Linked DNA regions of Homo sapiens: region 1 is linked to region 2. Evidence: read pairs that join two places in POLR2A ChIA-PET (ENCODE). Cell type or tissue: GM12878. All regions are shown on one strand. Each heading gives the region's core, and the rest is flanking DNA. Links, peaks and the distances in the headings are about the cores only.

What was found. ChIA-PET counts read pairs that join two places held together with the same protein. Peaks named below come from ENCODE experiments on the same cell type or tissue, not always from the same donor. Only the 100,000 strongest peaks of a DNase experiment are listed, where the experiment ranks them.
Region 1: POLR2A ChIA-PET joins it to region 2 with 5 read pairs; 4 of 35 experiments call an interaction of 5 or more read pairs at or near these places.

The regions. Positions count from the first base shown.
Region 1 is chr18:69,995,041-70,010,756 of GRCh38, reverse strand. It overlaps RTTN (rotatin), which reads left to right. Exons shown (of 49, transcript NM_173630.4): 47 at 4,273-4,376; 48 at 5,490-5,559; 49 at 6,521-7,726. The coding sequence ends at 6,606. Among named protein-coding and RNA genes, the nearest start is that of CD226, 55 kb to the right of the region's middle. In GM12878, for the core only: no CTCF peak of the experiment used is centred there; no DNase peak of the experiment used is centred there.
Region 2 is chr18:69,926,511-69,942,226 of GRCh38, reverse strand. All of the region lies in intron 2 of CD226 (CD226 molecule), which reads left to right. Among named protein-coding and RNA genes, the nearest start is that of CD226, 14 kb to the left of the region's middle. RefSeq lists enhancers at 2,066-2,405, 6,250-6,469, 5,856-7,055. In GM12878, for the core only: no CTCF peak of the experiment used is centred there; a DNase peak (open chromatin) is centred at 6,616; H3K4me3 peaks cover 698 bases; H3K27ac peaks cover 3,642 bases.

The DNA of each region.
Region 1 (15,716 bases), core at 3,141-11,140, 69 kb before region 2:
TCTCCTTCAGTTCTGCTCTGATCTTAGTTATTTCTTGTCTTCTGTAAGCTTTTGAATTTGTTTGCTGTTGCTTCTCTAGTTCTTTTAATTGTGATGTTAGGGTGTTGATTTTAGATCTTTCCCCCTTTCACCTGTGAGCATTTTGTGCTATAAATTTCCCTCTAAACACTGCTTTAGCTGTGTCCCAGAGATTCTGGTATATTGTGTCTTTGCTCTCTTTGGTTTCAAAGAACTAATTTATTTCTGCCTTAATTGTGTTATTTACTCAGTAGTCATTCAGGAGCAAGTTGTTCAGTTTCCATGTAGTTGTGTGGTTTTGAGTGAGTTTCTTAATCCTGAGTTCTAATTTGATTGCATTGTGCTGTGAGAGACTGTTTGTTATGATTTCAGGTCTTTGGCATTTGCTGAGGAGTGTTTTACTTCCAAGTATGTGGTCAGTTTTAGAATAAGTGCGATGTGGTGCTGAGAAGAATGTATACTCTGTTGATTTGGGGTGGAGTGTTCTGTAGATGTCTGTTAGGTCCACTTGGCTCAGAGTTGAGTTCAAGTCCTGAATATCCTTGTTAATTTTCTGTCTTGTTGATGTGTCTAATATTGACAGTGGGGTGTTGAAGTCTCCCATGATTATTGTGTGCGAGTCTAAGTCTCTTTGTAGGTCTCTAAGAACTTGCTTTATGAATCTGGGTGCTCCTGTATTGGGTGCATATATATTTAGGATAGTTAGTTCTATTTGTTGCATTGATCCCTTTATCATTATGTAATGCCCTTCTTTTTCTTTTTTGATCTTTGTTGGTTTAAAGTCTTTTTTATCAGAGGCTAAGATTGCCACCTCTGCTTTTTTTTTCTCCCCTGCTTGCCATTTGCTTAGTAAATCTTCCTCCATCCCTTTATTTTGAGCCTATGTGTGTCTTTGCACGAGATGGGTCTCCTGAATACAGCACACCGATGGGTCTTGACGCTTCATCCAATTTGCCAGTCTGTGTCTTTTAATTGTGGCATTTAGCCCGTTTACATTTAAGGTTAATATTGTTACATGTGAATTTGATCCTGTCATTATGATGCTAGCTGGTTGTTTTGCCCATTAGTTGATGCAGTTTCTTCATAGTGTCAATGTTCTTTACAATTTGATATGTTTTTGCAGTGGCTGGTACAGGTTTTTCCTTTCCATATTTAGTGCTTCCTTCAGGAGCTCTTGTAAGGTAGGGCTGCTGGTGACAAAATCTCTCAGCATTTGCTTTTCTGTAAAGGATTTTATTTATTTTTCACTTATGAAGCTTAGTATGGCTGGATATGAATTTCTGGGTTGAAAATTATTTTCTTGGGCCATACGCAGTGGCTCTCACCTGTAATCCCAGCCTTTTGGGAGGCCAAGGTGGGCGGACCATGAGATCCAGAGTCTGAGACCAGCCTGGCCCATATGGTAAAACCCCGTCTCTAATAAAAATACAAAAAAATTAGCCAGGTGTGGTGGTGCCCACCTGTCGTCCCAGCTACTCAGGAGGCCGAGACAGAAGAATTGCTTAAACCTGGTAGGCGGAGGTTGCAGTGAGCCGAGATCTCACCACTGCACTCCAAACCTGGGAGACAGAGCAAGACTGCATCCCCCTCCCCAACAAAAAAAGAAAAGATAAATTCTTTAAGAATGTTGAATATTGGCCCCCAGTCTCTTTTGGCTTATAGGATTTCTGCAGAGAGATCTGCTGTTAGCCTGATGGGCTTCCCTTGGTGGGTAACCCGACCTTTCTCTCTGGCTGCCCTTAACATTTTTTCCTTCATTTCAACCTTGGTGAATCTGATGATTATGTGTCTTGGGGTTGCTCTTCTCGAGGAGTATCTTTGTGGTGTTCTCTGTATTTCCTGAATTTGAATGTTGGCCTGTCTTGCTAGGTTGGGGAAGTTCTCTTGCATTTAATATCCTGAAGAGTATTTTCCAACTTGGTTCCATTTTTCCCCATCACTCTCAGGTACACCAGTCAAACATAGGTTGCTTCTTTTCACACAGTCCCATATTTCTTGGATGCTTTGTTCATTCCTTTTCTTTTTTTTTTTTCTCTAATCTTGTCTTCACGCTTTATTTCGTTAAGTTGATCTTCAATCTCTGACATCCTTTCTTCTGCTTGATCGATTTCGCTATTGATACTTGTGTATGCTTCACGAAGTTCTCATGCTATGTTTTTCAGCTCCCATCAGGTCATTTATGTTCTTCTTTAAACTGGTTATTCTAGTTAGCATTTCCTGTAACCTTTTATCAAGGTTCTTAGCTTCCTTGCATTGGGTTAGAACATGCTTCTTTAGCTTGGAGGAGTTTGTTATTACCCACCTTCTGAAGCCTGCTTCTGTCACTTCGTCAAACTCATTCTCCATCCAATTTTGTTCCCTTGCTGGTGAGGAGTTGTGATCCTTTGGAAGAGAAGAGTTATTCTGGTTTTGGGAATTTTCATCCTTTTTGCACTGGGTTTTCCTCATTTTCGTGGATTTATCTACCTTTGGTTTTTGATGTTGGTGACCATTGGATGGGGTTTTTGTGTGGATGTCCTTTTGGTTGATGTTGATGCTATTCCTTTCTGTTTGTTAGTTTTCTTCCTAACGGGCCTCTCTGCTGCAGGTCTTTGGGAGTTGGCTGGAGGTCCACTCCTGCCCCTGTTTGCCTGGGTATCACCAGCAGAGGCTACAGAAGAGCAAAGATTGCTGCCTGCTCCTTCCTCTGGAAGCTTCATCCCAGAGGGCACCCCCCAGATGCCAGCTAGAGCTCTCCTGTATGATGTGTCTGTCAACACCTGTTGGGAGGTGTCTCCCAGTCAGGAGGCACGAGCGTCAGGGACCCACTTGAGGAGGCAGTCTGTCCGTTAGCAGAGCTCGAGCACTGTGCTGGGAGGTCCACTGCTCTCTTCAGAGACAGCAGGCAGGAACATTTAAGTCTGCTGAAGCTGCACCCACAGCCGCCCTTTCCCCCAGGTGCTCTGTCCCAGGGAGATGGGAGTTTTATCTATAAGCCCCTGACTGGGCCTGCTGCCTTTCTTTCAGAGATGGCCTGCCCAGAGAGGAGGAATCTAGAGAGGCAGTTTGGGTACAACGTCTTTGCTGAGCTGTGGTGGGCTCTGCCCAGTTTGAACTTCCCAGTGCCTTCGTTTGCACTGTGAAGGGAAACAGGCTACTTAAGCCTCATTAATGGTGGACACCCCTCTCCCCACCAAGCTCGAGCATCCCAGGTCGACTTCAGACTGCTGTGCAGGCAGTGAGAATTTTAAGCCAGTGGATCTTAGTTTGCTGGGCTCCATGGGTATGGGATCTGTTGAGCTAGGCCACTTGGCACCCTGGCTTCAGCCCCCTTTCCAGGGGACTGAACAACTCTGTCTCACTGGCATTCCAGGCACTACTGAGGTATGAAAAATCTCCTGCAGCTGGCTCGGTGACTGCCCAAATGGCTGCCCAGCTTTGTGCTTGAAACCCTGGGCCCTGGTGGTGTAGGCACCCAAGGGAATCTCCTGGTCTGTGGGTTGCAAAGACCATGGGAAAAGCGTAGTATCTGGGCCGGAATGCACCGTTCCTCAGGGCACAGTTTCTCAGAGCTTCCCTTGGCTAAGGGAGGGAGCTCCCCCACCCCTTGTGATTCCTGGGTGAGGCGACACCCCACCCTGCTTTGGCTCGCCCTCCATGGGCTGCACCCGTTGTCTAACCAGCTCCAGTGAGATGAGCTGGGTACCTCAGTTGGAAATGCAGAAATCACCCGCCTTCTGCATTGATCTCACTGGAAGCTGCAGACCGGAGCTTCCTATTGAGCCATCTTGCCAGCCACCCTAGTCATTTTTAAAAAACATCAAGCAGTGTGATATTTGATGATCGTTTTTGTATAGTAGCTCATGCTACTGATGTGTTTGTATGATAGTCTTTATAATTTATCATGAAAGCAGATCTGTTTTTCTGCCTGCCAGAATGTTAGCTGTAATTGAGTAACTCATTAATGTACCTAATTGTATACTTATTTTTACACACTTGTGGTCTTTAAATGAATGTGCCTTTTCTTGAATTCTGGCCAAAAAATGAAGCAGCTTCAGTGTCTTTGACCCTTCTATGCCTGACATGAAAACAATGTTTTGAGGTTGTCCTCCCATATACCACATGGCATAAAAGATTGGTTTTGCCATAGTCTAGTGATACCAACTTTATGTATGCATTCTAATGGGAAAAGAGGGGGGTGTCTGACTAGTCCAAGATAAGAATACAATGCAGTGTCTGGGACTGAACTTTTAAAAAATATATGTTCATTTTTAGAAAAAGTCATTACTGTGCTTGCTGCCTGTCTGGAAAGTGAGAATCAAAATGCTCAGAGGATTGGAGCAGCTGCCCTTTGGGCTCTGATTTACAATTATCAGAAGGTCAGTTTTAAAAATCATTGTTACACCTGGGGAGCAAACAACAAGGTATAACCCAGGTATAAACTCTTAGGATACATCCAAAGGTGTCAAGAGTTACAGCAAAAGAAAAAAGACAAAATCAAAGATCCATGTTCCCTTTGCTGATTCATACAATTAGTAAACCATCAGTTGAAATCTTTTTATTTAATCATTTCAACAGAATGTCTCAGTTTAGAAGAGAATCTCTGAACTGACTTTTTCCTCTTAATTTAAATTGATTTACTTTATTATTGCAATTTTAGTATAGATTGTTTCTTCTAAAAGACGTATCAAGGGAAAACACATCTTAAAGTAAAACTGAGTAACAAAAGTTTTATCCAATTGTACAATTCCCCTTTATCTAGCTCAGTTCTTGTACGACTGCAGCCCAAAGCCTGCTCTGAGAAAAGGGCAGGCAACGTGGAGATTTGTGTTCTACTCTTTCTCTGGCCTTTGGACTTCCACTTTATTGCAGACATGTTGTTCCCAAGAGAAATACCCATAAGTATCTAGTGATTAAGTAGTAGCCAAGTGACAGTGTTAGGATAGACAGCCATCCTAGAATGGTGTTCTCTCAGCTGACTGTCTCTGCCGGGGCTAGTTTTCTCCCTGCTGGCCAGAGTCACGTACACAAGGACAAGAGGGTGTTGTTTTCTTTCTCACCTGGGTATCCCCAGAGCTTAGCACAGGATTTGGCACTTTGTAGTCACTCTGTAAATATTTGTTGACCAACTGCTAATATTTGGTATATGTGATCAGAAATCTGAGGTTTGAGGGAGTATGAAAAACTGAAACCAAGGATGACTAGTTTAAAATAGCAAATTGAGATTAGGGGAGAAGGAGTAAAAGAGAAGGGAAGAAAGAAAATGGGAATAGAGAAAGAATCAAGTTAGATAAGAGGATATGGGCAAGACTTCAGAATGTGCAAGGGGATTGGCTCAATAGGATGTATTATGCTAAGATGGAACTCTCTAGTTATATTATTATATTTCATAATATTCTGTTTAATACTGTAGTTAGCAATGGGCAGAATTAGTGTTTTGCTATCATGATCCATAACACATGGCAAGAAACCTAATTAATGGATTGTTCTAGGCAAAAACAGCTTTGAAAAGCCCATCAGTAAAAAGAAGAGTGGATGAAGCATACTCCTTAGCAAAGAAAAGTAAGTTGCAATAAGAAAGAGATTATAGTTAAACTCAGAAGCTATTAAGTGGATTTTCTGATTAATGAGATATTTGGACAGGCCACAGCAAAATGGCATTGTAAAATGTGCCAATATTCAGTATGTGCTTTAATTATATCATTTTTTAAAATAATAAAATAGATAGATGAAGGTTTAAGATGTGATTGCTTCTAAAAATGCATCTGTGATCTTCGTCTTATTTTTGTACTAAATTTTCTTTGCCAACAGTGACCACTGTGCTGAAGTATGTTCTTAGTGATAAGAACTGGCCCAATTAGAATTAACTGTGAGCAGAAAACCTGGATCTAACATCAGGGAGCTGGAGGACAGTCTTCCAAGAATTGATCCTGTTACCCTTATATCCACGTTTCCCTGTGATGTGGTCACAATACTAGAGACGGTTTTCTTTTCAAAGCACATTATTCATTTTTAGTGACACCAAATTTCAGTGAGCGTTATTCTCTGAACATTTTTTATGCTAAAACACTGAATTGTGTCTTTCCTGTACTGTAATATATCTGTTGGTTATTTGTGTTTTTATAGTCTGATTTTTTTTTTTAAGCAGGGGAGGTTTTAGTTTGTTTTAGCTGCGACCATGAATTTCTGGAGCTAGTGAAGTTAAAGATTATGCTTTAGGAAGGATGGTACATAAAAAAAGATTAATGGCATTCATTTGGAATTATAGTTAATGGTATCCATTATGGGGGGTACTTTTTAAAAAATACTCTGGGTAAGCTGTTAATTTAAAAAAATATTGATTTTGTAACTTGTTTATTTTTTAAAAAATGCAAAATATTCTGGAATGCTATTACATCAAGAACTTAGAGCTTTAAATTATATATAAATCCTGTTCATATGTATTTGTTTATGTGTGTGCCTCCTAAGTATAGTACCAAGTTTCATAAACTAGTATTTCTGTACTCTTATTTTTCTATCTCAGCTTTCCCAAACTCAGAAGCAAACCCTCTAAATGCCTATTATTTGAAATGTCTTGAAAACCTCGTGCAGCTCCTTAATTCTTCCTGAGTGCCATGGGATGCTACACCTTGAAGCTGACAGTCATCAACAGGGGAGCTAAAGTTGAAGCCAGCTGTGTGTAGCAGCTGTTACCTGAAGACGTGCTACCTCTCTACAAAGTGTTGATCCCCTTCTTTCCCATGAGAGAGAGAACTGGTGATACTCCAACACCGTCCAGTTGTGGCAGCTCTCCAGAAGTAATAGCAGCTGACAACTTTCTGTGCCTTTTCCTTTCTGTTGAAAAGGCATAGAAAGTTCTGGGAACATAAACATTTTTACCCTTTTCTATGCCATTTATTTTGTAAAAATCCTATTTAACAGTTATTTAATAAAACAATATTTTTAGAAACTAAAAATTGACTAATAATTGCTGCTTACAGACTTTTATCAGTCTCATGAATATTAATTTTAGGAGTTGAAATAAGACACTGTGTCCTGGTTGTTTCTCTCTTTTTTTAAATTTTAACTGATGTAAAATTTGGCTCTGTCAGTGCAAATCCTTATTTTCAAAACTTTCTGTTATCCAGAGCATCCACACTGGAAAAGGGCTATGTAGAAGTAAGTGTGCATTATTTGTAAAGGGCTGTGTGGAAGTAAATGTACATGATTTGTAAGTAGCTTTCTTAGGCAAGTTTTAGTGATGTTATCTTCTTCCTAGATGACTCTTAAATCATTACATGTATAATCTTCACCGTTGTCTTCTGCAAGGCTGTGTAATAAAGAAGAAAGAAATAGAGTTGGGGCTGTATAAGCCTGGGTTCAAATTTAGCTCAGCCCAAAACATCATGAAGAATAGAGTAAGACTGAAAAATGCAGAAGATGGCCGGGCTTGGTGGCTCATGCTTATACTTTCAGCTCTTTGGGAGACCGAGGTAGGTGGATCACTTGAGGCCAGGAGTTTGAGACCAGCTTGGGCAACTTGGTGAAATCCCATCTCTCCTAAAAATACAAAAATTAGCCATTCCTGGTCTTGAGCGTCTATAATCTCAGCTACTCCAGTGGCTGAGGCACGAGAATCTCTTCAACCTGGGAGGCAGGGAGGTTGCAGTGAGCTGAGATCATGCCACTGCATTCCAGCGTGGGTGACAAAGCAAGACTCTGTCTCAAAAAAAAAAAAAAAAAAAAAAAATGCAGGAGGAACAAGCTCTATACTCTATTACATAATCTTACTTAACCTGTAGTTTTGAATTCCGCACTTAAACCAAAATCAAGTACTAATCACTTTCAGCAACTTTCCCAACACTTTTGAAAGTGAGAAAATTGTGTGTAAGAGAAATAAAAGGTGAAGTATTAATATATATATGTTTGTATATACATATATGTCATATACATGTATACATATATATTCATTTAGGATAATGTTTTCAGAAAAACTGAAAGAAAAATATCATTTTAAGTGCTGTTAAATTGCTAACAGCAATAAAATAAGCAATGATGTTATTTAAGCTGGAAGTATGACAAAATTTATGTTAAATACAGAAATAGTAACAGTTAAGTTTGTAATGTCTGAGAATTAATTGATTCGAGATCTGAAAAATAAATCTAGGAAGCTCAGAAGTTTCTGAGCTGCCCAAGTTAATGTGTAGCGGAAAACTCGTCAATTCTGAGAGCAGGAATCTTGGGAATTATTTTTCCCTTTTCTCCCGATATCTTATATTTTTTGCCATTTTTCTGGAATTCTCTAATCAGCCCTCACTGATAAATAAATGAAATGAATTTCTAACTCCCTTCATAACTCCTTTATAACTCCTCCTTCTATGTCCCAGCTATTATTCTCGGAACTTTTATCATTTAATCTATCTTTTTCTAAAATACTACTAATGTCTTTGTGTTCCAGGTGAATAAGCGGAGGCGCAGAGCGGTTAAGTAATGTGCTCATTGACTGTGGCTGGTTATCAGTGAAGTGGAGGTTGGAACCCAGGATAACTGCGAAGAAGTTTGCTTTTCTTTATAAACCACTTTTCTTTATAAACCATTTATTCTGCCCCTCTACCACCCCCACTGAAATATCTCTTTTTGTGTTTGAATCTTATAGATAAACACCATTTTTCAACAAAAATTTGTTCTCTTCAGGGAAATTATATTATGGTTCATTGATTGACTGATTCACATATCAGAGTAGGCACTACCTCATCTTCTTGGAACCAGGAAGAATTGTTGTAACTGATCATTTTCCCTAGCAGTTCACAGTAGTACCAGAGGGAGATTTGTAGCCTAGTAGTCAGAACCACCCAGAAATGTTACCTGCCAAAGCCCAGGAGGACTGCAGACCTTGGAGAAAGGAGAGGGGCCATGGCTTTAGGGGAACTTGCGTTTGCCTCTCTTGGTGTCCAGGAATGTGAAGCTCGGGTGCACGCTGTGGTCCAGATCCTGGGGGACAGTCCTTGCAACTGGGTCTCCTGGGATTATGCACCGTCAGCCAGTGGGGAAGACGTCTCAGCAGGAGCCTTGAGGTGACTGGCCCACTGCTGTAGCAGCTGCCCTGCCTCTCCCTTGCGGACCAGCATCAGAATCCTCAGGTGTGTGCACTGAAATGCAGATTCCTGGGCTCAATGAGGCAGACTTGTGTCTAGGAGAATTTTTAGCAAGCTCTCCAGGTTCTGCTCACCACAGTTTGAGAACCACTGATTAATCCCCATGATTACAGAAAACTGCCTAGAACACGAAAATTATTTCATATCACTTAACTGCTGCCTGATGAAATCAGGACTTGAATCTGGGTCTCTTGAATGTGAACCAAGTATTTTTTCTTTCACACCTGCCCAAGTTTAAGCAAGGATCCAGGAAATAGGTGCAGGGGACTAGTTCATACTTCATGGTGTCCAATTTCTCCATATCCTAGCATTTTTGGTGGGCTGAGTTAGTGTATGTGCGCTATGGAAGCACAAAAAGGTAGTGCCACGTCACACATGAAGTGCAGACATTGATACTGAGGCTTCTGGGCTTAAGACTTGAGCAGTTTGAGGGAGGAGGCAGCCATTAGTTTTGAAAACAGGAAGCTAGTAGGAAAGTGGTGTTAGCAGACCTGGCTAGACCCTTTTGCCACTCTTCCTAAAAACACTTACAGAAATGAATAGCTGAATGTACCTCTTTTTTTGGTGTTCTATAAATAATGGAGCAAAAAAAAAAAAAAAACAAAACAGAATTTTGCCTATTTAACTCCAGATCACCAATTTTCCTTTGTAGTGTTAAATGGACTCTTCATCCGTGTCATTTTGCATCATCAGTCTTTGGGGCTGCACCTTGTGTATTCCCCATTTCTTGAGGTTGCCAGAGCCCCAGGTCTGCTTCTTGACCCGTGATGTTCCTCGGATTTGCCAGAGTGATGGGTAAGAGTAATGACTGGCATCCCCGCTTCTGCATTAAGATCTGCTTGCAGTTATCTCAGTGAATGAGAGAGCATAATAGAGCGGTTAAGAGTAGAGGGCTCTTGAGTCCTGTGGACCAGGAATTAACCCTGGCCTCACCACTGCAATTGTTGGAAACCTGGGACAGGCTCAAGCTAACTGGGGTTGAGGACACCTACCTTGTGCAGTTGGTGAGAGGACTGAGTGCTTAGCCTGGTACATAGTTATCCCTTAGATGTTATCAGTGATTTTTTATTCTTACAAAATTCTCAAAAACATCTGTTTAAGCAAAAACTTCAAATCTTTTGTGTCCTTGCAAACTTTCCTCCCCTCTGGGAGGGGATGTGCTGGAAAGTGAGTTGGGCTGTGACAACTAAGGTTCCAGCATCCCAAAAGGATTGTTGGTTCTTGGTGGAGTGCATGTCCACAGTCCTGGGATGACTGATTGCCCAGACACTTGGCAAGGCACCATTGAGAACCCGAGTCTCACAAAGCACTGCATACAGGCATTATATACACCTGGGGTGTGCACATTTTGTTCTGCTTGTCATGTTGTCTTGATTGAGTGTCAGTTGGCAAAATTTTGCTCTTTTTCCATCTGACTTGTGTAAATGGAAGATTAAAAAATTATAACCTTAGTAACCAAAACAAAATCTTAGCTTAAAAAAAAAATCCTTCAATTTGGGAGTAGCTATTTTTTTTTTCTTCCCATTGATCATTATCCAAAGACTAAGGGGCATGGATGATAAAATGCTATTGCTTTGGTCAATTAGGAAACTTAGTTTTGGGGAACGTAGAGTTTATTCTTCCTAACTTAAAATTTCTCTTAGGAAATTCTTTTACAACTCAAGTTTCCTTATACAACTCAAGTCCCGCACCTAGGGCTGTGTGGGACTTCGCCGGGCCTCAAGGCTCAGATGTACGAAAGGCTATGCCAAGACCCCGGGAGTCTGAGGTTTGGCAGCAACACAGAAGGAGCTCAGTGTGATCCTACTTTAAATGTTTCCAACAACGTTCGTTTTTGCATTTTGTTTGCTCCTTCCACATTGGAGGAATCTGCTTCAGAAAAAAATCTTTAAATCCATGTTTTACAAAATACCCATATGGTAACATTCAATAAATTTCTTTTTAACTAATTTTGCGTGAAAGCTAAAAAAAAAAAAAAGTGTTTTAGTACAGACTCCAAGGTAATGTTCTTTGACACATTTCTACTTTTCAGTGGCATCCTTACCTCACTTTGGCCTCTGCCAATGCTTGTGCCTTTGGAGTATCTGCACCCACTTGGGTTCTTCTGGGCAGCGATACTTGGTAGTCTGGTAGCAGATTGCTTGCAGTTCTGTGTAAATTCTGAAATCATTGTTTCTTCAAACAGTTTATTGGAACATTCTTTCTTTGGCTTACCATGGAAGTAAACAGATTATAAAATGGGAACTTACTGTTTTTAATTGTTTTCTGGTCATATTCATAAAGATCAGATTGCAAAGAATCAGTTTATGGGTATAATACCTGGTTTAAAGTTATATTCTGTATCTGCTAGGAATAGCCACATTTCACTGAGGAGAAACTCCAAAATAATAATGGCTTCACTAAGAGAGGAGTTTCTTTTTATTTTTATTGTTTTTTGTTGTTGTTGTTTGCATCCCAGGAAATGCACACATGGGCAGTCTATAGCTAACAGTGTCCTCAGGGACTCAACTGCCTGCTTTTCTGCTCTCTCTGTCTTTGCACGTTTCCTTTAGGAAGTTACCTCATGGACATCAGGAAGGAGAAAGGCTGGAAAAGGACTTCCTCAGCTGTGTTTCCCTTTAAGGAGCCTTCCCAAAAGACAGGTCCAATAACTAGAGCTCACATCTCAGACAGAACAGCACATGGTCACTCAAAGCTTCAAGAGAGGCCAAGAATTGTTGTCCCTCATTTGGGCACATTGCCAGATCCAGTAGCACAGGCCACTGCTAATAGAGAAGGGGAGGTGGTGTTTGGTTCAGCAACCACCAGTGTCCACCAATGTTCTTGATTTGAGAGAAAACTGATGTAATTAGGGGTAAAAAAAAAAAAAGGATTATCTTCCCAAGTAAATAAGATTAGATGCTTATTGAATTTATTCAGTCTGCATTTAGACTTTGTGATTAGTTCTAGCTGCATTCAGAGCTAAAAATATTAGTGTCAGAGAAAGAAGTCAGATGCCTTTCCAGTGTAAAGCCAAATGCCTTCTGTGGAGTTTATGCCTATGAAATGCAGCCATCAGCTGTCAGGATCCACCTTCTCCTCAGGGAGAAATGAGGCTGGGAAATAGAATGGTTGATGTGAACAGATTGCCAGCATTTTCACAGACAGTAATTTAAAACTGGCTAATTGAAAAATAAAATTAATTGCAACATTTTAAATATGTACCTTTAACATTTTATTTTATGTATGTAAATATATATTACATATATGTATCTACATATATATTACATACATATATATGTATCTAAATATATATATTTTATGTATGTAAATATATATTCATTCCACAAACTTTTGATTAAGGGCTGAGGCATTTTTAGAGTATAGTTCCCTTATTGGTGTTAATACTGTTTTTTTTTTATCATAAATCACACCTAATGCATTTGGACAATTTCCAGTTTCAGTTTCTGAAAGTGGAGCAAATACTAAGGCACATATTAAAGCAACCCAAACTAACCTCTTCCAGATCTTTTTCTTTCCTTTAAGAATTCTTCCAGATTTCTACCATTTTTTACTTTATTTTGTAGTTGACTTGCCACACCAGATTCAATAGCAATTTTTAAGTGACTCCTTGTTACCAATTATTTGCAAAACATTCAACTTAGTTCTTACAGTAACAATTATTTTTCTGATCACTTGTCATTAATATTTCACCAAATTCTGTAATTCCAATAACAAGTCTAAGTGATGTAAATGGTGTGGGAACAAGCACAGCCAAATCTCCGTAAGCATGAAACTCACCTAAGGGAAGCCAGAGAGAGTGGCACTAATGCCCACCCACTTTGTCCCTCCCCTGCTCATGTGCTCTGGCATCAGCCAGGATGTTTTGTTGGGAGAATGGAGAGAATTCTTTAATCTGAGCAAATCTGTTCTGTGGTGGCCAAGTAAGAGAGGCTATGCCATTCTATGACCTTTTGAGATTTCTTCAAACTTTGAACTGCCTTTTGTTTGTTTTCGTGGTTACTCCTTTGCCTGGCTCCCTATTGTTAGAACAAAGTTTTCCCGAGGATATGTGTACTTGCCTGGACGTTGTTCTCAACTCACCTTTTACCCTCATGCCCTCTTCAGATTCTCTGGCTTGCTCATCCTATGCCTGTTCTTCTCCTACCTCTTTAATTCTTCAACTTTCCTCCCCCAGAGTGCACCTCCACCCACTTTCACATTTACATTTTTCTGCCTGTTGTAAAAGGCCAAAATGTCACCTCTCCCATGAAGCTGTGTCAGATTCCCCACCTGGGAAGAAATGGTTCACTCTGAGTTTCCACAACTCTCCCATGAAGCTGTGTCAGATTCCCCACCTGGGAAGGAATGGTTTACTCTGAGTTTCCACAACTCTTTTAGATTTTAATTTTGTTGTTGTTTTAAATCTTTAAGTCCCTTAGCCCTTTTGCCCTCATATTATGTTGATTCTCATACCCATTATCTCCATAAAGACATGACCTTTGATTGAGCTTGTAACTCCCCGCCTCTCATGACGCCTTGCACAAAGCAGGTGCTCAATATATATCAAATGAATGAATATGACTTTATTAGGCAAAGCTACAGAATTTCACGTGTAAGTTAGGTTCAAAATTTATTGACTTTTTCAAAATTTGCAGAACCGTAAGTGTTTCTTTTATGGAATAGATTTCTGTCTACTGAAAAAAGAAGTACAGCTTAAAACACTTAAAATTCTTAAACTCTTTTAGTTCAGTGAAGAGGGAGAAAAAAAACAATATTTTTGCTAGGATTTGAAAACTAGCACCCACATGAAACAGATGCCAATCTAAACTTTAAGGATCTTTTTTTTTTTTTTTTAACTAGGAATCTTACTTGTACATTCTTTTGGGGAATAGAGTGTAGGCATCAGCTTTTTGAAACAACAGTAAATTCTGAAAAATGTGTAAGCTGCGACTCCAGCAGTGTGGGAAAACAGAAGCAGGCAATTTGCATTACCCATGCTGTGTGAAAGGTACAAATCAACAGATCACCTGTCAGCTTCCTTCCAGGCCCTGCTTCTTAGTGTGCAGCAGCAGGCACTGTAAGAACTTGACTTTGACTAAAATAAATGTGACAGTATTTTCTTTGCACAGAAAGAGAGGAGGGGGCAGCAGTAAAGGCTGAAAGGGAACGTAGTAACTTGACTTAATGAAAACTGGTGGAAATGCATATTCTCTTGGTACCATCACAATAGGGAATAACATCTCTCATTGTATCACTTTAAATCTTTCTTAGCAGCAGCTGCTATGTGGAAGAATGAGGATACTGCATCTCTCATTTGGTGATTCTGAGTTTTGACCCAAATTAAGAAGCTCTAAATACAAAGTATGATTCACAATTGGTAGATCCAACATGTATAGCATGAGCTAGGTATGATTTAAAGCCTCGAAGTGGTTAGGGAGATGGGGCTAGTGCTGACCAAGACGTTGACCTGTCAGGACTGCTGATCCCGCTCCCAAAATTTCCTTTAGGATGGAGAGAGAATTGTAAGAAACCAACTGAGTCATGGGGGAGCTGTTGGAACTGCTGTGTTGGGGGTGGGGGATGTATCTTTTGTTCGGGGGCTGCAGACAGCCCAGCAAGACTATGAGAGGGAAGACAGGTGTAAGGGAGGTAGGCAGTAGTGGGAGCTGTTCTTACTTCTCCCATCCATTGCCTTGGGGAAAACAGTGCCTGCCCCTGGCAGTTTAGATTTCTGGTCCAAGTGTGCTCATGAGCAAACTCTGGGCAGCAACACAACCTCTGTGCTTGTGAGGAGCTGGGAAAAAGGGTGGGTCTCCCTGATCTCCGTTAGGCTCTTCTATTCTCTGCCACTTCAGTCCCCCACAGACATAGGCACTACAGTCTCAAAACATTTCTTCCTAATGCTTCTCATTGGGGGAGCAAAGGGCGAGGACCTGACAGAGAAGAAGGTGCTTTGGGAGTCGGGAGTGACTGATTGAAGCCTAGATCTAGTTATCCATTATAGGCTTATGCACCCCTTGATCTGTCTTGGACTCATGCAACTAAGGGCTGGCCTTCCACTGTACCTGCCTGATACTCCAGAGGAAAATGAACTTATCGGGCAAAATAACAGGACATTTGAGGAAAACAACATGCTGAAAGTAGGTTTTCAAAAAGAAGCAGAAACATTAAAACAGATGAAACAAAAATTTAAAATTAGTCAAAGTCATTGAAAGAGATGAAGAAAGAAATTAAAAATATGAACCCCAAACAAGAAAACATAAAAAGAGCAGAAAATATGTGCAACAAATATAAAAGTTGAAAGACTACAATAGGTAGAACTAAGAATAGATACAGTTGAGTTATGAATTAATGAATTAGAAAACAAGATTGAGGAAATCTCTGAGAATTAGATGTATACTAAATAGAAATGATACTATAATAGTCCCAAGCCCCAGATTTGGGAAACAACCCAAATGCCTATCGATAAAAGAATGGATAGATAAATTGCAATATATTTAAGCAACGAAATACTGTTCAACAATGAAAAATAAAATGCTGAGAAATTTTGTATAACATTATGTATAAACATCAGAAACTGATCAAAAGCTTGACGTTAAAGTT
Region 2 (15,716 bases), core at 3,281-11,280:
AATTGGCTCACATGATGTATTAGTCTATTCTCACACTGCTGTGAAGAAATACTTAAGACTGGGTAATTTATAAGGGAAAGAGGTTTAATTGACTCACAGTTCAGTATGGCTGGGGAGGCCTCAGGAAACGTACAATCATGGTGAAAAGGGGAGCAAACATGTCCTTCTTCACATGGCAGCAGGAAGGAGAAGTGCAGAGTGAGGTGGGGGAAAAGCCCCTTATAAAACCATCAGATTTTGTGAGAATTCACTCACTGTCACCAGAACAGCATGAAGGTGACTGGCCCCATGATTCAGCTACCTCCCACCGGGTCCTTCCCACAATACATGGGGATTATGGGAACTACAAGATGAGATTTGGGTGGGGAAACAGCCAAATTATATCATTTTGCCCCTGGCCCCTCTGAAATCTCATGCCCTCACATTTCAAAATACAACCATACCCTCCCAACAGTCCCCCAAAGTCTTAACTCTTTCCAGCATTAACTGAAAGTCCACAGCCCAAAGTCTCATCTGAGACAAGGCAAGTACCTTCCGCCTATGAGCCTGTAAAATCAAAAGCAAGTTAGTTACTTCCTAGATAAAAGAGGGGTACAGGCATTGGATAAATACACCAATTCTAAATGAGAGAAATTGGCCAAAACAAAGGGGCTACTAGCTCCATGCAAGTCTGAAATCCTGTAGGGCAGTCATTAAAACTTCAAGTTCCAAAAATGATCTCCTTTGACTCCATGTCCCACATCCTGGGCATGCTGATGCAAGAGGTGGGCACCCATGGTCTTGGGCAGCTCCACCCCTCTGGCTATGCAGGGTACAGCCTCCCCTCTTGGCTGCTTTCACAGGCTGGTGTTGAGTGTCTGTGGCTTCTCCAGTTGCATGGTGCAAGCCGTCTGTGGATCAGATTCAGATTGTGGGGTCTGAAGGATGGTGGCCCTCTTCTCACAGCTCTACTAGACAGTGCCCCAGTGGGGATTCTGTGTGGGGGCTCCAACCCCACATTTCCCTGCTGCAGTGCCCTAGCAGAGGTCTTCCATGAGGGCTCTGCCCTTGCAGCAACTTCTGAATGGACACCCAGGTGTTTCTGTACATTTTCTGAAGTCTAGGCAGAGGTTCTCAAACCACAGTTCTTGACTTCTGTGCACCCGCAGGCCCAACACCACGTGTAAGCTGTCAAGGCTTGGGGCTTGCACCCTCTGAAGCAACAGCCTGAGCTGTATGTTGGCCCCTTTTAGCCGTGGCTGGGACATAGGGCACCATATGCAGTCCCGAGGCTGCATAGAGCAGGGGGTCTTAGGCTTGGCCCAGGAAATCACTTTTCCCTCCTAGGCTTATGATGGAAGGGGCTGCCATGAAGGTCTCTGACATGCCTTGGAGACATTTTCCCCATTGTCTTGGTGATTTACATTTGGCTCCTCATTACTTATGCAAATTTCTGCAGCTGGCTGGAATTTCTTCCCAGAAAATGTTTTTCTTTTCTGTCGCATCATCAGGCTGCAAATTTTCCAAATTTTTTATGCTCTGCTTCCTCTTGAATGCTTTGCCCCTTAGAAGTTTCTTCTGCCAGATACCCTAAATTATCTCTCTCAAGTTCAAAGTTCCACAGATCTCTGGGGCAGGGGCAAAATGCCACCAAACTCTTTGCATAGCAAGAGTGACCTTTACTCCATTTCCCAAAAAGTTCCTCATCTCCATCTGAGACCACCTCAGCCTGGACTTCATTGTTTATATCACTGTCAGCATTTTGGTCAATGTCATTCAACAAATTTCTAGGAAGTTCCCAAATTTCCCACATTTTCCTGTCTTCTTCTGAGCCCTCAAAACTGTTCCAACCTCTACCTGTTACCCAGTTCCAAAGTTGCTTTCACACTTGTGGATATCTTTACAGCAACCCTCCACTCTCTGCTGTACTCATTTACTGTATTACTCAGTTTTCATGCTGCTAATAAAGACATACCTGAGACAGGGTAATTTATAAAGGAAAGAGGTTTAATTGATTCTCAGTTCAGTATGGGTGGGGAGGCCTCAGGAAACTTACAATCATGGTGGAAGGGGAAGCAAATATGTCCTTCACATGGTAGCAGGGAGAAGAAGAGTGAGTGCCCAGAGCAGGGGAAGCCCCTTATAAAACCATCAGATCTCATGAGAACTAACTCACTATCATGAGAACAGGATGGGGGAAACCACCCCCATGATTCAGTTATCTCCACCTGGTCTCTCCCACGACACGTGAGGGTTATGGGAACTACAACTCAAGATGAGATTTGGGTGGGCACACGGCCAAATTATATCATATGATCATGGAGACTGATAAGCCCAAATTTGCAGTGTGGGCTTGCAGGCTGCAGACCCAGGAGAGCCGATGGTACAGGTGAAGCCCAGGTCATCTGCTGCAGAATCCCTCTTGCTTGGGGAGGCTGGTCTTTTTGTTGAATTAGGCTCACCTACATTATGGAGGCAAACTGCTTATTCAAAATTCACCAATTTAAATGTTAATCTCATCCCAAAACACCCTTCAAATTGACACGTAAAATTAACCATCATACCTGTTTTGGAAAATGATATGGCATTAGCTAGTTAAAAACCCCAAATCCTATGATCCAATAATTCTACTCTGTTTGGTATCCAAGAGTTCTCTCATTATAGGGAAAATTCCTGACAATATTTATAGCAACAGTGATTGCAATAGCAAAAAATTGGTAACAACCCAAATACCCATCAACAGTAGAACCGAAAAGCACACTGAGGTCTATTCACACATTAGGATACTCTACATCACTAAAATGAGTGAATTATCACTTGCTCACCGACATGGATGAAGCTCATGAACTTTGTGTTGAAAGAAAAGAGCAAGTTACCAAAAAAAATAGGTAAACTAGGGTTCCTTTTCTTTAAAGGTTTTAGAAATATGCATAATTAAACAATACGTTATTTATAGATACAAACGTGGTAAAACTATAAAGAAAAGCAAAGTTCAGAAACATGGTAGGTGGGGGATAGAATAGAATCAGGAAGGGCTGAAAGGGTCTTTAAGGCTCATAGTCAGGGTGTTTTCCTTATACAGGTGTTTTATTTTGCATTTGTCTCAAAATGTTTTAGAAGATTTCTTTCAAATCTACTGATTTCTTTTTCTTTTCCTTTTTTGAGACAGAGTCTCACTCTGTTGCCCAGGCTGGAGTGCAGTGGCATGATCTCAGCTCATTGCAACCTCTGCCTCCTGGGTTCAAGTGGTTCTCCTGCCTCAGCCTCCTGAGTAGCTGGGATTACAGGCCTGCATCATCACACCCAGCTAATTTTTGTATTTTTGTAGAGATGGGGGTTTTGCCATGTTGGCCAGGCTGATCTCAAACTCCTGACCTCAGGTGATCCACCCCACCTTGGCCTCCCAAAGTGCTGGAATTACAGGCATAGGCCACCTTGCCTGGCCAAATCTACTGATTTCTAATGGTGAAAAGAGATGTGATTGCAATTTTTGAGCAGTTGAAAGCTCTAAGGTAAGGATGAAATCTTCATTCTGATATGGCCTGGGGGCCAGGTAGAGGTAAGTTTCAGCAATGGTTTCAAATTTTTATGATCCAAGGACTAAAAAATGATGATTTTAGTGAAAAAGATGTGAAATTAAGAGACCAACTTGGCTAGCAAGAGTGGAATTAAGTCTGTTTCAGGTGTATTAAATTGTAAAGTAGCCTTTGACCAGCTGACAATTGAAATTATGGAACAACAAACCAGGATTGAAAATATCCAATTTGAAGTCATCTGAATGATCATCCAGCACATGTGGATGGATGGGGTTAACTAAGAAAGTACCAATGGATGGGGGCAGAAGTCTAAGGTCATAGCTTGTGGCTTGGAGGATGGTCACATTGTAGTGTGTTAAAGAAGGTGTTCATGTTAAAGAATGTAGAGGGCATAGAGAAAAGAGGGGGAGAGTTGGGAGGGAGAGGAAAGTGAACAGGTGAATTATTGATGTGAGAGCAGAAGACACATAGAACTCATATTTATAGTAGAGGGTTAGATTTTCTTGCTCCACACATGCAGGTACTTTGTGTTGGCTGTATTGTATGTTTGCTGACTCTGTGATCTCCCATATTCCAGTCCATTTATCTCAAACTGGGCACAGAGATGTTCCTCACTGTTTCCCTTTAAGAGTCTCATTCTCTCCCAGGTGGGATGAGGCTCCTTATATGCCATCCATGCTCATTCTTAGAAGGCTCTTATCTCTACACCCTTCAGGGACAAGTGTTCTCTGTCCAGGTTCCCAGCAGCTGACATAGCAGCCAAAGTTTTCTTTCATTCTTGTATATATCTGCTGGTTAGTGGCACTAAAGAGATTCCTTTAATATTAAGGGCTCCAGAATTGATGGCAGTTCTGAGGAATCCTATGATGAAAGGGATTCTAAAGATCATGCTGGCCTATATATTAGTTGAGGGCAGCATGGCCAACATTTTTCTAATGCTGGGGTATAATCTCAGCCTTTAAATTTGATTTAAAGCTGGGGAGAGGGAAGTGTCTCAAATCTGGCTTTTATAAATGGGTGTGCTGATTTGCAGGAGCTGAACCCACTTATCCATTAATTCACTCATCAAGTCTTTCCTGAGAATCTACAATGTACAATGTAATGTTCAGTGGTTTGGAAGATAGAAAGACATAGATCTTAGCTCTAAATAGGATGTAGAATATTGGGAGAGAGAAAAGTTTATATCACAAATTATTATTTGAGGCAAAAAAATAAGTCGCATTGTAGTCTAGAGGATATAATTTTATTTTACCTAGGAAATTCAGGGCAGAGTCCCTGAAAAAGTGGAATTTGAACTGCCAACCCAGAAAATTTGGATGTTGAGATTAATAGGCACTATTCCAGGAGAATTGCTTTAGAAAATTATCTAGAAAATAGACAGCTATTTTCTAGATAGTAGGCTCCAGTGTAACCTACTTTGGAAGATAATTTTCATTGTTCAAAAGGACCCCAACAACAAAACACCAAAAACCTCTAAAATTGAACCAACACATAGAATTGATCAACAAATTAAAGCAATTTATTCCGGTTTACAATTCATGGCTTGGTTGACATGTTGAATTGCTGCTTCAAAAGGCAAGGGAAGCCAGATGCACTATGCAATTGTATTTTACAACCTATCTTACGGTATTTGCACACTTTCATTTCGGCTTTTGTTTTGCCTATCCCAAATTCAGAAGGAAGGAAGAAAACATACGAAAATGACACTATCATATCTATTAATGACAGGTGAAAGTGATGGAGGAGGAGATTTGGTCTGAAAGGCTATTGCCTGTCAAAGGAAATTTCAAACAAGGTTAAGAAGGCCACAGAGAAAGAGTCTTTCTTATTCTCCTGTTATAAGGGTCACCAATTCCTGCTAGCTTCCTTAGTCCTTGTGTAGACCTTTTTCAGTTTTGTCTATCATATGTATCTCTATCACTTTTAATTTTCTTAAGTCAGATGGAGAAATAAGAAAAAAAGTCATTCCAAGTCAACTGATTAGAGAATGAAGCCATAAGCTCTCTCTTCAGGCCCATTCTGGTGAGATTAGAAATAAGTCATAAAGGTTTTATATATCCATGTGTGTGTGTATGCATGCACACACACAAGACTAAAAAATGTTACATTTTAGCAGTTTTTCATTTAAAGAAAAAAATACTAAATGGTACCTATAAGGAATCCACAAGGGATGAAGCAGAAACATTTTAAAGGCTTAAAAATCTCACTCCGTAATGAAATAAAATAGTATATAAAGAAGGCAGACGATAAAAAACATTTTAAGACTCACAGAAAGCAAGGTTATGGTCACTGCACTTCTCAAGGGTGAAGTAAATGGGAAACTGAAAGTGGATGGTTACCAGAACGTGTGCCAAGGTTGTTTTTATCCACGTGCTTTCCCTGTGCTAAGCCCAGGAAGGAACAGGCACAAGAACACATGTCACTGTGGGAATCAACCCTCAGGCTTTCAGGCAAAGCTCTGTAATCAAAAATCAAAAAAAAAGAGAAAGTTTAAAAACTCTCTAAAGCCAGATAATACTAAATTTATATACACAATTGAATTCAATAATCGAATGGCTGATACAGTGGAATTCACGTACAGGCACGGGTACAGGCTTGGATTTTTGGGGATTGAGATTGTCCGTCTGTCTCGATGCCTGGGTTTCTCTCTACCTCCTTCACCTCCTTTATGCCCCGTGAGACACCCCAGTCTTTGACACTTCTGAGCTGTAGCAAAATCCAGAGGAAACTTTTACTTTGGGCTTGTTGTCAAATGCAGTCAGGCGAGCCAGAGCAGGGAGTGGAATTGGCTGCCATCTTTGTGTGCAGCCATTTTGTTTATTTATACTACCTATGTAAACTTGAAACTGTACCCTTCTTATTGTAGGTATTTATATTTTCAAGATGATTGTAGAGTAGGGGTATGCTTGGCTGAATTGATAGAGAATGGGCTACAGCTGAAGCTTCGGACACTGATTCTCCTGTGACCTCAGAACATTCTGTGAGTATAGCTGGAAACTACACAGTTCTTGGTTTTTCCTCCTTCAACTCTCAGTGATCAAGACAACTCACACCTTTACCACAACAGCTGTTTACCCAGCACTGAAGGCGGCTGCCAACCACAACATGAGGAATACATTTCCTCTTCAGAATGGGTGTTGGTGGTGTGTGGGTGCCAATGCAGCGTGGGGACTGTGGCCTCACACATGAGTAAGAGCTGGTGTCCTATAGCCTTCAATGCCTGTCAAATAACTGTGGAACATGTTCAGCCCACACACGTTGAGACTCCTCCTCAGACCATCTCGGCTTCTGTGATCTTTTAAAAAATTCCTCACTTCAAAGGTTGAGAGCTGCAGATAGTGGGCATTGTTCTCCAGCACTTGCTCTGGGAAACTTCCTTATAGGATTAGTGAGTAGGTGTGAGTGACCTTCAAAAAGGCCTTATAGGAATTTACCTCTTAACAGATCACATTATTAACTGAAAGTAACATTATAAATTGCATTTTGTAAAATAAAAAATGTGAGATTTGAGATATTCAAAAGCAAACAAAAAGAAAATAAGTAACTGAAGAAAGTCCAAAAGCTCTTAGCTGGTAAAGCTCTCAGTTTTTACTGATGCTTGGAGCTCCTCTGTGGCTTTATCTTTGAGTTAATGCTGTCCTGTGATGGTTTAGGTAGCGTCGATAAAAAGATCTGGTTTCTAAGTTATGGTTTTTGTTGCTGGTTTTTGTTTTTGTTTGGTTTTATAGGGAGAGGAGGTTGCAGGCAGAATGGCTTTTTCTTTCCGTGGAGAAAATGGTAGGAGACTATTTCTGAAGACATTTAAGATTTTGAAACTGTTAAGAATTTCAAGACCATCAAGTCAATCCTTCAGGGATCAGTGTGAAATTATTCCCTCAGGCAACATCTCTTCTACTTACTCCTGAGCAGTTTTAATTAAATAACTCAGTTGATGGGGCTTCTGGCACTTCCCTTGAGAGATTATTCACAATCCAATAACTCTTAATGTGAGAAAATTTTTCCTGACTTCAGCTATTTAACCAACTTACACTTTAAAAAAATCTTCTTTGTAATCTGCCTCGAGAGAAAGAGCCATGTTTCATAGAATACTGATATAAGAAGACTTCCAAGGATGGAGGTGTAAAACACAATATTCATACTTACTAGTGTTGTAAATAGCTATGTGCATCATATCTGCACACAGTGGTGACCGTGGCCAAACAGAATAAAATCTGGGCATTAATTCTGGGAGCATTTAGCTGCACCATTTAATGAGCAGAATCCTAAGAAACTTAACATTCTCATTTTAGCAGACAGGCTCTTAAGAACATACTTGTTCCAATTCTTGGCCAGCTACATAAAATTCTATATGCTACCAACACCGATATTTCCAGAATTGCTTAGTGAAGGGGTGTGCGTGCGTGTGTGTGTGTGTGTGTGTGTGTGTGTGTGTATCCTCTGTGTGGACAGGATCATTTCCTTCATGATATATAAAGAACCCGAGACTATAGCAAATTTTAAGTCATTTACCTAATTCATTTCACTAATAGGATACATTTATTTCTCTTTGCAAACTGGAAGCTCTAGTTGAATGTATACCTTTTTCATGTGAGAAACAGCCAAAGAATTCAGTTGTTGTATTGGTAATGTTAGTATATGTCTCCAAAAGAGATCCTTTGTAAAGTCCCATTAACTCCTGACATCAGATTTCTCAAAATACCTCTTTATTATCTTTTAAGAAACATAGTTGCTCATTTAAGTGAAATAAAGAATACTTAACATAGGGCTTGTAACTTCTTCCTTTTATTCTCTTTAAATCCTATAAATGTTTCTGGAAAGAGCAAACATTTAATAAGATGAAAATATTTTCAACTACTCACATTGTGTTTCTTTGTGCTGACACAGTGTTTGAATTTTCATTCTTAACATGGTCTGATTATTCTGTTTTCAGTGAAAATAGCAGAATTGAACTAAAGGGAAAATGGCTAAACCTTGTTGTTGCTCAAATGACACAGAGGTAATTGAATCTGCTTTATTGGATGAAGGATGATAACAGTAATTAAAAAATCCCTGTAAATCTTACCTAAATCTGTTGAATAGATATTATTGTTTGCTGTGAGGAAAAGAAAGAATGTATGCCTATACGCCATGTAAAACGTTTGGGCCAAGTGACTGTAATGCAAGGTGGAATTTGGAAAGTAGCTTAAAGCAAGGTTTGGGGAGTTGGAGGTGACAGAGGTTACTTCTGGTTTGGGGAAACCATGGCCTGGAAATATAGGTGTAATTTGGATGAATGGAGACAAGGGCTGGCAGGAAGAGGGAGGAAGTTCAAACAGGAAAGTGCATCACAAGAAACATCGCATACCAGGGAGATGCTCTTTGTGTTTGAGGCACATGAAAAACAAATTTGGCCAGAGGCTTAGGGGAAGGTCGGAGGGTGGAAGGTCCAGATTTTGGACTTCATTTGGTTGTTAGTAAAGTTTTCAAATAGTGAAAGTCTCATGTTGGCCATGATTGGGAGCCATGACCCTACCAACAGCACGGAGGATGATGTAGAGGTAGGAAGGCAGAAAGATAGGAGGCACAAAAGCAGGCAGATAGGAGACACGAAAACAGGCAAGAAAGTGGGAGGCCTGTGGCCCTGCAGTGAGGGAGGACACTGCCCCCACGGTGCAGCCCACCAGAGCAGTCTTTCCAAATTACACACCAGGAAAGCTCCCCTGCTGCAAGTTTCTCCTTCCCATTTCCCCGCTCTTTAATTCTATAAATGTTTATTGAATGTCTGTCATATGCTGGGCCTGTGTGAGGTTGGAGGCATACAGGAGAAATGTCCCAGTCCCTCATCTCAAGCTCAAGGCTCTGTGTGACTTGATGCTTACATTGTTTGTGTGCAGAGGACGGGAATTGGTGGAGCTAGGAGTGGGTCGTGACAGTGTATGTGTGTGCATGTGGGAAGGAGGGTTGTGGAGTGAGGGAAGGGGTCATTCAAGGAACTTCAGAGATCAGAAGACACGAGAGCTTACTCATGAGGGAAGATGAGAACGGACTGAAGCGTGGTCATGCTGTTAGCTGGATGGCATTCCTGCTGGAGGGAAATCATGCTAATGGCGCAAAAGCAAAATGAGGCTGGTGTGCTTGGGAATTGCAGGATGGATCATAAAGCCTGAGTAAAAGCTAATTTAAGTGGGTAGTGGTGCCAGGTGGTGAACTTGGAGGGGTGGATAGTGGTGATAAAGAAATTTGATGTGTGATCAGCAGGAGCTCCAGATTTTTGCTTAGAAGAGGGGGCATTCAGAACACTTGATTTGGAACTGCATGTTCACAGCAAACCCACATGCTTACTTAGATGCATTTTCTTTGCAGTGGGCTGGGAGTAGGAGCTTTACTTCCCTCTAGTTACATTGTCGTGTCATGTCACAAATGTACACTATTCTAAGATATTTTGACTTTAGATTTTAGGCAAGGGATTTCGATTAGTCTGCAGTTAGAAAGAGCACTCAGACAGGGTTTAGAAGAGAGATTGGAAGTAAGAGAGAATAGAGGAAAGACAAGTCAGGAGAATTGTGTCCCCAAGTTTATTTGGTGAAGTTGCAACTCCTGATATCTCAGAAGGTGACTATTTGGAAATGAGGCTTTTAAAGAGGTAATTAAGTTAAAATGAGGTTATTAGGGTGGGATCTAATCCAATATGACTGGTTTCCAAATAAGAAGAGGAGATTAGGACACAGAGGGTCATCTGGAAACCAAGGAGAGAGGCCTCAAAAGGAATCAACCCTGCTGGCACCTGAATTTTGGGTTTCTAGCCTGCAGAATTGCGATAAAATAAGTTTCTGTTGTTTAAGCCATCCAGTCTGTGGTACTTTATTATGGCAGCCCTAGCAAACTAATGCAGAGGTGATGGGAATAAGTCAGACAAGCGATGAAAAAGAATTAAACTAAGGCAGCTTAAGTGGGGATAAAGCAGATGGGGCATATTCAAGATGAATTTTATTCCTAGTGTGTTCTTCATTATTCTGAATTCTTCCCCTCTTGAAGATTCAGGTCTTACATTTTAAAAAACTATTACAACTGCCAGAGCTTTGGCTCAGAAATTGCTGGAACACTGCTCCCTGCCTACTTGCTTTGTCAAAGTTTCACTCATGGTTCTGTCGGTCTCTCTACCTTAATTTGTGTTTTGCAGTGCACACACCTCCATCTTTCCCAGAATTAGTACACTTAGTTATTTTGTAATCTATGCCTGATGCTGTAATATTAAAGTAGTTCTATCTCTGTTGTCTGTTTTTTTCTTCTTTGCTCAGTTTTTTTTCTTCCTGTCATTACTTTCTTTTCTTTTTTTTAAATTTTATTATTATTATACTTTAAGTTTTAGGGTACATGTGCACAACATGCAGGTTTGTTACATATGTATACATGTGCCATGTTGGTGTGCTGCACCCATTAACTTGTCATTTAGCATTAGGTATATCTCCTAATGCTATCCCTCCCCCCTCTCCCCACCCCACAACAGTTCCTGGTGTGTGATGTTCCCCTTCCTGTGTCCATGTGTTCTCATTGTTCAATTCCCACCTATGAGTGAGAACATGCGGTGTTTGGTTTTTGTCTTTGTGATAGTTTGCTGAGAATGATGGTTTCCAGTTTCATCCATGTCCCTACAAAGGACATGAACTCATCATTTTTTATGGCTGCATAGTATTCCATGGTGTATATGTGCCACATTTTCTTAATCCAGTCTATCGTTGTTGGACATTTGGGTTGGTTCCAAGTCTTTGCTACTGTGAATAGTGCCGCAGTGTTTGTGGTTATTTTTCACTGTGTGCTGCTCATAGTCCTTGATAAAGCCTTCTGGGGATTCTCTGAAGTCTAACATGAAGGGACCTTTGTTCTCAGAGGAGTCGAAACCTGGATTACTTTCAGCCTGAGCTTTATGGAGCACCTGTACTATGGGAATTTAGGCTATAAATCCACATGAGGACTGATTTGTGCTTAGAACTACTCAAGGATTTTCTTTCTTTCCCTTATTCACCTGGGGATGCGGGTGAGCACATGCTTATTTCCAGGTCATTGTTACCATGAAGGAGTATCACTTAGAGGTCTCGACAAGACAAGAGGAAGGTCTTCTTTTTAATTCTCACTTCAGGTAGGTCCTGGGTTTTGACACCTATTTCTTTCGTGTTGTATGAGGTTCAAAAATCAGAGTTCACGTTGCTTAGACTGGCAGGTGTGCTCAGGGCAGAAGTGGCTTCCACGTCCCTATGTCTCTAGTTTTTCACTTCTACCTGGATTTTTCCGGTGGTCCCTGTGTTCTCAGAGATTTGATGCTTTTGCTCCTTTCACAAATACATTTGCTCCTTTCACAAATCTGTCCTGCTCCCAGTCTTTCTCATTTGAGTCAATATTCCCACATCTTAAAAACATAGAAGTCATCTTTTATGCTTTGTTTTGCCTCATTTTTCACATCTAAGTGTCTAGACTTGCAAAATAGACACCTCATATCCATTTATCTCAAACCATATTGCAACAGCCTTCATTCAAAACACTCATCTTTTACCTCTTTGTATTTTTTAAAAAATATTTGTCATCTAGATGCTTTTACCTGAAAGTCTGATCTGAATAATGTAGCCCATCATCTTCCCAGGAATGATGTATCAAATACCCCAGTTTTTGGACTCTTCTCCAGTCCCAGTAGGATTTTGTTTGTAGTTGCCCGTGCTCATGGTGCAGAGGAGAGATGCCAGACCTCCTTCATTCTTGATCACCTCCAGAGATGGCATGCAGCCTGTGGAATTTCCATATTTCTGGGAATGAGCTCAGACAATAGGCTAGAGAGAGACACACAGAGACAGAGAGAGAAATTGAGAAATGACAGATTTCATAATATATTCGATGTTGCGTGTGAAATAGAAAAGGGATTCAAGAGTGGCACCAGGTTTTACTTGGGATCCTGAGTAGATGGTGCTGTCATTGACTGCATCAGGGAGAATGAGATGAGAAGCTCCGGAGTGGGGTTGAATCGTTTAGGTTTAGACATCCAAGTGAAGCTCTCTAGCAGGCAGGAGGATTTTTTAATCAGAACCCAAGAGAGAACTTGGGTTGGAGATGCAAATGTGGTAAAGTCATGGGTGTACGAGTATGCACAGAGAGCTTTGGCTAGTCTTCCTTCACATTCATAACCGTTGAATGTTTATTATGTGGCAGCCCTGGGCAGGGCTCTAAAGGCTTTACATTGATTATTTCATTTAACCCTCACATTGTCCCTGTGAGGGAGATAGTATTATTAATACATAATTTAAAAAGCAAAATTTAAAAAGTGAGGATAGACTATGGAGCATATAGGGAGAAAAAGGACCTAGCACATGAGAGTGACTTGATAAAATGATGTTACAAGTACATGAAGAAATCAAGATGGAAGGGATGTTACTAGATCCAGGGTGTCCTCACGATCCACACCACAGTTTGCAAACAAGTGGCCTGTAACACCCATTTCATTTGACCAACACATTTTTGGAAGATCAGAAACACTCATATGCACATCTGGATGGACTATTAATACTGCCATAAGTTTTCTGCTTGGCAGCATTTTCTAGGCTGGGTAGCAGCAACCTTTTTGTAAATAATATATTCCTGAGTCACCCACAATCCCCACTCTTCCCTATTGTAATACCTTTGGCTCTGGTCATTTCCATGATCTTCCTGGACCCTCTGGGAATTTGTCTTTGGAGCCCTCACCTACGTGGTTAATCTTGATTCTTACAAGTGCTGTTCAAGGTCTTCTAAGGCTTGGTCCCTGCATACCTTCCAAAGTCACTTTGCATTCCTTTTTTTCAGCCAAACATGGTTAAGTGCAAATTCCCTAGGCATCCTCTGCATTTCTGAATTGTAGATATTTTTGCTTGTGCCTTTTCTTTCCCTTACTCTTTCACTCTGTGTACTACAGACTGAATATCCCAAATCAAAAAATCTGAAATCTGAAATGCTCCAAAATCCAAAACTCTTTGAATGCCAACATGATGCTCAAAGGAAATGCTCATTGGAGCATTTTAGATTTCAGATTTTTGGATTTGGGATGTTCAGCTGGTATGATGTAAATATTCCAAAATCCAAAAGAATCCCAAATCTGAAACACTTATGTTCCCAAGTATTTTGGATAAGGGATACTCAACCTGTACTCATTCTTCAGCTAAGGAAACATTGTCCCACCCCTAAAACAGGAATCCATGTTTCCTGCATTCCCCCGGATGTTGTTTGTGGCCACCTTTTCATTGAACATATTTTATTTTCCTTGCATTCCATCTAGTGATTACCATTGCCATCTCCCTCACCGCCTCCTGTCCTGAATGAGGGCAGGCCACATCCCATTTCCCTCTTCATGATCCCAATAATGTTGGGAACAGAGCTTTGCCCTTAGGAGACATGCTCAATAAAACAGCAAAAGAGTTGGGGTGAAGTAGGGGGAGTGATAGAAAATGATCAGCACCAATTGCTGATCTGTACATAGGAAACGTATGAATTCCATATGTAATTAAGTAGAATAGAACAGCTGCCTATGAGTACTTTCGAGTAAGTGAAAAGTATTCCCCTGGGTGGGAACAAAGGTTTATAGCTCATCATATGTGAAACATGGTTTGAAGTGTATTTGGATATGAATTTGTCTTTCTAAATGGTTTGAAACTTATCTACCGCTTTTCTGCATATTTCATAGCTTAATGAGATTCTTCAGTATTTCACCCACTAGTTTGTTATTTTACCACTCAGAGTGGTTTAGTGTCATTTGCAAGTTTTTGATAGGGATATTTATTAGCACATTATTTGTAAACATATTATGTGAACTTAGTACACTCATGTTCATAACAGCATTATTCACAACAGCTAAAAAGAAGAAGCAACCTAAGTGTCTACGGAGGAATAAATGGACAAAATGCAGAATATCTACAGTGTATATCTATTATGCGTATATGTATATAAAATGTATGTAACATGTAGAATATATACAATGGAATATTCTTCATTCTTAAAAATGAGGACTATTTGAACACATGCTGCAACATGGGTGAACCCTGGGGACATTATTCCAAATGAACAAAGCCAGTCACAAGACAACAAATACTTTGTGATTCCACTTATATGAGGTACACAGAGGAGTCAAATTCATTGATTCAGAAAGTGGAATGGTAGTTGTCGGGGGTGGGGGATGGGAGAACAGGGAGTTGTTTAATGGGTAGGATTTCGATTCTGTGAGATAAAAAGAGTTCTGAAAATTGGGTATACAACAATGTGAATATACTTAATGCTACTGAACTGTACATTTTAAAAGGGCTAAGATGGTATATGTGTGTGTGTGTGTGTTTGTGTGTGTGTGTGTGTGTGTGTGTAGTGTCTTAGTCTGTTCAGGCTGCTATAACAAAGTACCTTAGATGGGTAATTTATAAATAAATGAGTTGTATATCTCACCGTTCTAGAGGCTAGGAAGTCCAAGACCAAAGCACGAGCAAATTTACTGTCTAGTGAGGGGTTGCTCTTTGCTTCCAAGACGGCGCCTTCTTGCTGCGTCCTCATATGGTGGAAGGGGCAAAGCAGCTCCCTTCAACATCTTTCTGAAGGGCACTAATCACATTCATGAAAGCAGAATTCTCAAGACTTAATGATGTCCCCAAAAGCACCATCTCTTAATACCACCACAATGGGGATTAGGTTTCAATATGAATTTGAGAAACATTCAGATCATAGCAGTGAGCTTAGTTCCAGGATTATTTCAAGGGAAATTTCATTGTTAACAATTCTTTATTTAGAGAAATTCCTGCTATCTATTGTTTTGGTTCTTGTCTTTATTACACGAAAACAAAAAAGGATTTGTTGACACAGAGCTTTGAGTTCTGTCCTGCTCCTAACTCATCTGGTGATGTCTGAAAAGTTTCTTCATTTTTCTGAGCTTCAGTTTACTCATGTATAGAAAGTACTCATGTATAATATGTACCTTAGGGGAGGCATGAGAACTAATGAGATAATATACAAAGATCCTATATAATACTTGGCACATGGAAGTTGCCCAGCACATGATGGTTCCATTGAATTCCCTTTCCATGTTCCCTGAAGAATTAGATATCTTGTTGAGTCTGAAACTTCAACTCATTTCAACTAACACATATTTAGCTGTTACCACTTGCCAGGCATTCCATCAGGAACTGGAAATATTAGGATGAATGAGATATTATAGCTCCTGCCCTC